Linked DNA regions of Homo sapiens: region 1 is linked to region 2. The links are chromatin contacts, found by Hi-C in ENCODE. All regions are on one chromosome and are shown on one strand. The core of a region is the stretch at or near the end of the contact, and the rest is flanking DNA. Distances in the headings are between cores, read along the strand shown. Region 1 overlaps GRIK4 (glutamate ionotropic receptor kainate type subunit 4). Region 2 holds the start of POU2F3 (POU class 2 homeobox 3).

Region 1 (3,671 bases), core at 828-3,327, 470 kb after region 2:
CCAGAAATAGCCTCCTACTTAACAGCCAGGCAGAGACGGGGCTGAGTGTGGGGCTCGGAGGTGCTAGCCCTGGCAGCTGGCAGGCTGGTCAGTATGGGTATTTTTCCTTTTGCATCTCTGGGCCTTGGAACAGAGCCACATCCAGGGAGATGCCCCCAGCCTGGTGCTCTCTAAGGGAACGTGAACGGGCTCCAGAGGACAGAGGCAGCTGCTGGTTCCAGAAATGAAGCTGCCCGCCTAAAGGTTAATTACCCTCAGTCGGGCTGGGCCAGAACGCAGTTGCCGAGACCTGCTGTCTTCCTGATACTCTGCTCTCAGGCTGCACCAGCTGAAGTCTTTGCTTTGCGCAGGGCCCTGCTGCTGGGAGGCCAGGACTGCTGCACAGAGACACTTCTCTTCTGTCTCCCACCTCTTACCCCCTCCCGTGCTGTTGGAGGTTGGTTTTTGCTTGCAGGACTCCAGCAAGCCGGCTGGCTGCTTTCGATGGGCCAGAGCATAAGCAAAGGCAGGGCAGTAACCTTTACCTGGTCTGGCCTGGAGACATTTATAAAACCCAAGAGCTTGGGGACAAACTGTATGGATGTGAGATGTATAAATAGCCCTCAGGAGAACCTGCCAGGTCAGGAGTCCGGAGTCCTTTCCAAGGCATATTTTTCAAAGGGAGGGCCAAGGATCACCTATTTAAAATCTTACCTGGAGACTCTATTAAAAATGTAGACTTCAGACCTACTAAATCTCAAATGTCTGAATCAGGCAACCCAGTGAGTCACAGGAATTCTAAAGTTTGAGACCCACTTCTTGTCCCTACCCTCATCTAGAATGCTCATTCTAGATCTAGTTTCTACCCCCAATCTCATGGCAGTTCCGCTCACCTCCGTTGAGCACCTGCTCTATGCCGTGTGTTGTGTTACATGTCGGAGACATGAGGATAAATAAGACATGGTACCTGACAGGGAGGGGATGATTGCTTTCAGAAGTCCCTGGACTAAGTTCTGTCATCTGAAAATAGGGGTTCAGTTCCCCAGCCCTTCTCCTTATCTTCTACTGCAGTTTTGGAGTTACTTCCTGAGGGATTCTCTGCAAATGCTGACTAGCTTATAGAAAATAAAAGGTCAGTTTGATAGGAGTACTGGAGAATTGGTGCCATCTGGTTTTGCAATGTGGGATTTTAATAATAACCCTAGTTTACTTTTATATGACACCTCTGACTGTCCCTGCAAATAGACTATTCTATAAGTGTTTGTTGCATACACTGTGTATGCTTTGGACAGCTGTTCACCCAGTTCCCAAAGCCTCTTCCTTTTTGAGGCTCTTTTAGGTTTTCTGATTATACCAAAGAGAGTCCCAGTTTTTCTGAACTAAAAAATCAGAGTAGTGTAGAAGACAGAGTCCTGGACAAGGAATAAAATGGCCGGGATGCTCTCAGCCACCTGTGAGACTCAGAGTGTACTGTTCTGTCTGTATTTTCCCACCTGCCACATTAATACATCACTGTCTGCATCATTGGGATCAAGTAGCTAACGCAGGCGAGGGTGCTTTGGAAACCAAGAAGCAGCCACGCACATACAAAGCATCGTGATTCATAACCAGAATGCTGTACCTTGGTTTCAGAGTGGCTTGTAGGTCCCAGTTGAACAGTAGTCAGCGCGAGACAAGGCAGAAACAAAACGAAATGACTGACACCACGTCAGATCTTAAGTCCTGGATCCACAAATACAGAAGGTTCCCTGTATTCCAATTAATCTTTCTAGTAACTCGGAGAAATAGGTAGGACAGACTTATCTGTACAGTAAGGAGATTGAACTGGATATTTTCTGGGACCTGTTCCATTTTTACAATAGAACAATTCTATAATTTGCCAGATGAGAAAGCTGAGATGAGCTGGGCCGAGTCACCGGGAGGTTAGGAGGTCTGACTGAGACCACATGGCTCCTGCATGGCAGAAGTCAAGATACAGTTCGGACCTCCTGGTGGACCCCAGGGGTGGCTCTTCTGATCGACGGCACTGACTCACTCTGGCCCCTCTGTAACCAAGTGCATATAGGCTCTGAGTCTGGCCTGCTCTGTGGGCATAACGGCCCCCCCATTCCAGCTGTGTGAGGCAGCAGTGGTGCGGGCTCTTTCTTCTGGGCACGTGACTCACAATAGAGAGTCTTTCTTCACAGATTGGAATGCGCCCTGCGGTTTTTCTGTGCAGGGGTCAAAGGCGATCCCTTTCTCCAGGGAAGAAAGCAGACCTCCTCCAGATTCTGTGCCCAGAGGGCCTGGGGCTTGACCTTGAGCCTTGCACATCGCCCTGCTCCTCTCTGAGCTGCTTTGCTACCTCAGGAAAGCAGAGTAAGCTGTTGCTGCATCACCATTTTAAATGTTAATGATTTGTATTATTTTAAAATCTGTTTGTGTGCCTGGAGGCCTCTTTGCCAGAGGCCCAGAAAGTAAGGAAGTGGGTAAATAAATTAACTGGGAGTCTTCAGCTGACTACAAAACTGTCATTCCCAGAAGGCAGTGCAGAACTGGAGCACCAGGCGGCCCGGCCAGCCTCGCTTGCCCCTGTGAGGTGGGGAGGGGGTGTGAGCAGCTGCAGGGCCCTGCTCTCCCATTCCATCTCAGGGTGGGCCATGCAGGGTGGGCCATGCTGAGCTGTAGGAGACAGTGAGCTCCAAGTCAGTGTCTCTGATGAATCCTGCACCACAGCTTGTTATGTCAGGAAAGCGTGCCTTCCTCGAGAGACATCAAATACTAATGGCAGCAGTGGAGGCAGAGGGTAAATGAAAGCGAGTTATAAATGTTCCTTTTAAGGGCAACAGTGGGTGAGAGTAGAATGAGCATTTCAAGAGCAGAGCAAAGGCATTAAACCTTGGGTCTTAACTTTCTCAGTGGGCTCACCAAGGTGGGACGAGATGTTCCTCGCTTCATCTGCTGCCCCAAGTCAGAGACCTCCTGGTGCCCATCACCTGCCTCTGCCACAGCCCAAGGTGTGCAGAGAGAAGCAAATTCATCCTGGCGGGACCCATCCCCCTGGTCTGGGGATCAGTGCTGAGGCACACCCTGGCATGGGTCATGCTTCTCTTCAAGGGGTGTCTCTCAGGATAGCCCAAGTTCAGGAGGACAGGCTCTTTCAGAATCTAAGAGCAGAGACTCCCAAGGCAGAAAGGGGCCTCCAAGATCCTAACCAATCTCTTTTGAATCTGTAGCCACCTGGCAAAACTATACCAAACAGATTGATCCTTAATGTTTTCCAGAAAAGAACTTCCCAAAATGTCCATTGCAGGATGATCCAATAGAAAGAGGGAAGCTAATGTACCCTGAACCTGCAGAAGGCCTTTTGTGGCTGGAGAGGGCTGGAAATTTCTCCCCAGTGCCCTCAGGCCAGGACAGAAAGGCTTTAAAGCTGACGTGTAGCCCAGAGGAGACAGGAGGTGGGTTCTGTACGGGATGAAAAGCTTGGAAGTCCTAGCAACTGAATCCTACCCATTCCGTGGTCTGAGTAGCTTCATTAAGAATCCAATTCATTCATATATCCATGCACTCAGGAAATGATTATTATACACTGCACTGTGCCATGCTCTTTGTGAGGTGCTGTGGATGCAATAATACACAAAGCACACAAGGTCGCTGCTTCACGCAGCTTACACCCAGCAGGGAAATTAAATGGACATGTCAATAAATAG
Region 2 (3,227 bases), core at 321-2,820:
CTCACACATGTCATCCCAGCACTTTGGGAGGCTGAGGCGGGTGGATCACGAGGTCAGGAGATCGAGACCATCCTGGCAACGTGGTGAAACCCTGTCTCTCCTAAAAACACAAAAATTAGCTGGGTGTAGTGGCACGTGCTTATAGTCTCAGCCACTCAGGAGGCTGAGGAGAATCGCTTGAACCCAGGAGGTGGAGGTTGCAGTGAGCCGAGATTGCACCACTGCACTCCAGCCTGGCAACAGAGCAAGACTCTGTCTAAAAAAAAAAAAAAAAAAAAAAAAAAAAGAACACGGAACTTAAACTCTCTAAGCCTCATTTTCCCCATCTATAAAATGGCAATAATCATAGTACAATGTACAGGTTTTGAGGACTAAACAAGAACTAAAGGCACGAAAGATGCCTTTCAAGTGTTGGTCACCCCAGTGCTTGATACACAGTGAAGGCACACGAAATGCTGGGTGTTATCGTGGGCATGACTGGAGTGCACGGTGGGATGGGCGTGCCAGGGGGAAAGGACACTGTAAACAAGGTGTAGAGGCAGGAAAGCCCAAAACCTGTTCTGTGCTCAGAAAGTAGCCCATGGGACTAAGGAGAAGACATGTTCATGAGGAGTCCTGTCTGGGAAGGAAAGCGAGGCCCTGCCCTCCTGTCTGCACACAGCTTTCTGGGCTTCCATGCAGGCCATCCTGTGGTGACAGACCACTTACTGGGACTTGAAGAGACGAAGAGAAAGGGGTGAGCCTATGATGGGTGCTGCAAAGAGCACTGGAGTGGGAGTCCAGAGACCTGATTCCAGCCAGGCTCTGTCACTAGGGAAGTGTGCACCTTTGAGCAAGCCGCTTCCCCGCTCTGGAAGGTGGCTGTCACCAAAAGCCTGGGCACTGGTAACTTCCACATCCATCATCTCGTAGAGCCTCACAGCAACCTGGGACCTGGGGCGGGAGACTGGAGGGGCAAGCAGGAAGCAGTTGTGTGCACCTGGAAACTCTGCTAATAATAAACTGCACCCCGTCTAAATCCCACAATGCTGTGAGGATGCCATGGGGGCTAGGTGAGCTTGGTCACCTGCTCAGCCCAATAGGGAACCCGATTAGCACCTGTCCTGTTTTACAGGTGAGTTAAATGAGCTCAGGGAGGTGAAGAACCTTGTCCCAGCCACACTGCTGGTAAGCGGTTGGGAGGCGAGATTCCAAAACTGAATTCTTTCCAGCAGACCCCCGCGACTTCTCCAAACACTCCAACTCCTTGCAGCGCTTACACTTCGCGATCTGTCCAGAAGGAAGCTCGGGCTCAGGCTGGAGAACCCGCCAGGGCTTCCTAAAAAGGGCGAGCAGGACCAGGAGTTGGCGCCACTCCGGGCGCGGTGAGGAGGTGCTGCCAGGCTGGGTTGGAGCAGGCAGGTGTTCCGCGGGATCGAGACCCGCCCCGGCAGCACCCCCGGCCCCCTCCCCAGGTCCCCAGCTCCATGTATGCAAATCACTGCTTTGCATGGGCCTGGGGCCAGGCGCGGGGCTCCTGCCAGGGGGCGTGGCCGGCGGCCCCCGCCCCGCGCCGCGTGCTCACCTGGGGAGTGTGGCAATCCTGGCGGCGCCGAGTGTTGCCCGGGCCGGAGCAGCGGAGCGCGCGACAGTGGCGGCGACGGCTCCGGCAGCGGCTCCCGCGGCGGCGGCGGCCGGGAACTGGAGGAAGGAGACCCTGGCTTCGCAGGGGCCCCGGCTGGGGCAGAGGCGAGGGGCCTGGGGGGGCGCTGGCTTTGGCCCCGCCTGGGGCAGGATGGTGAATCTGGAGTCCATGCACACAGGTGAGGGGCGGAGGGAATGAGCTCTGACAGGTGTCACTGCGCGTGGGCAGGGGTGAAGGAGAGGGACAACGTTCTGGTTAGGGAGGGGGGCTTGTTTCCCAGCGGCCAGGAGAGGGCGGTGTGGATAGCGGGTTGTCCTGGGGTGGGTGCCGGTCAGTATTTGGGGACTAAAGGGAGGGGATCTGGGATAAGAAACCCTGGAAAAGAATGAGGGTGGGGGCTGGTGAAGGGCGGGAGGGCTTCGAAGCCCCCGGTCTGGGGAGTGGCAGTTGTATGGGACGTGGGTGTACTGAACTGTCATAGTCTCAGGAGGTTGCAGGGATGGGTGGTTCACTCACTCAGCCAGGGGTGTGGACCTGGGAGTGCATAAGTGAGGGAAATGTGTATGTCCACATGCTGTGTGCTGGTGTCCGGGCATATGTGTGAAATGGAGGCAAAGCGGACATTTAGGTGGTTGGGGGGCTTAGGAGAAGTGGCTGAGGTGGGGCAATTACAGAGGTGCCCCTGGGGCAGGGGCCATGCCCCCATGTGTTTGAGAAGGGATGGTGACAGACACATCCTCTGGGTTCCATGTCCCATGCCTTCCTTCCCTAAGGGGTGGAAACCTAGGAGATGCAAATGCTTTGCCGGGAGTCAGGCTTCCCTGAATGAATGAATGAGAGGTGGGCATGGAGGGAACCCAGCCCCTCCATTCACCTTGCTGTTCCTCCTTCCACAGCTGGGCTAAGGCAGGAGCTGCCAGGCAGCCAGGTTGGGCTTGGCTTGGGGCTTCCTGTTAGGGTGGGCCTTCTGGAGGTCACAGGGCCTGAGCAAAGAACAAGTGAAGAAAGCGGTACCTGACCTGGCCATTTCTAACCTAGCAACTTACTCTCAAAGTGGGCAGGACCCAGTGATCTTTCTTTAGGATTTCGGGGCTGTTGATGGGAATGTTGTTACCTGGTCTCCTTTCTGGGAGAGTAGGGAGGAGGCAATGCTCCAGACCCACCCCAAGAAGCAGAGCAGGCCTGAGGCCTACCCAGCCTGAAAACAAGCGTCAGTGAGTGCCCGGAGGGAGGGGACCTGGAGTGCCCAGTTCCCCAGATGCTGTTTCCTGGCAGGGCTGAGTGAGAGGCAGACTGGCAGTGAGATGTTGGCACTGAGTGGCTCTCCAGGACGTGCCAGAAAGGCTAGGTGAGGCGGAAGAAGCCATCCAACTGGGTGTCATCCAGAGTCTGAGGAAAGTCTGTTTCTAGACTGGGCATACCTGGGGCAGATCCCCGGGTAGGTGCTCTCCCCTTCACTGCCCGCAGAGAAGGCCAGGGTTTGAATGGGAGCAAGTCTCTTCAGAAAGGTGGGCTTAGCAGTGGATGGGAAGTTTTTTAGCACCAAGATCACAGACTTCCTGGGGGTTTTCCACCTCCTTGTCTACTGGAGGCTCCCATTCTG

Evidence for each region. Hi-C counts contacts between places; a loop is a spot of excess contacts on that map. Pooled maps may share reads with other maps.
Region 1: a map with no recorded cell type shows a loop between it and region 2 (2.0-fold over the local background). The contact joins the enhancer-like site here to the promoter of POU2F3 in region 2. A Hi-C loop is called at or near these places in 2 of 37 single-sample maps with no recorded cell type and 2 of 50 pooled maps.

The regions. Positions count from the first base shown.
Region 1 is chr11:120,708,439-120,712,109 of GRCh38, forward strand. All of the region lies in intron 3 of GRIK4 (glutamate ionotropic receptor kainate type subunit 4), which reads left to right. Among named protein-coding and RNA genes, the nearest start is that of GRIK4, 200 kb to the left of the region's middle. RefSeq lists enhancers at 1,275-1,364, 2,310-3,051. Within about 2 kb of position 2,078, at least 7 of the 41 ENCODE cell types and tissues checked have a DNase peak (open chromatin) inside an H3K27ac peak, as active enhancers do.
Region 2 is chr11:120,238,570-120,241,796 of GRCh38, forward strand. It overlaps POU2F3 (POU class 2 homeobox 3), which reads left to right and starts at 1,571. Exons shown (of 13, transcript NM_014352.4): 1 at 1,571-1,802. The coding sequence starts at 1,775.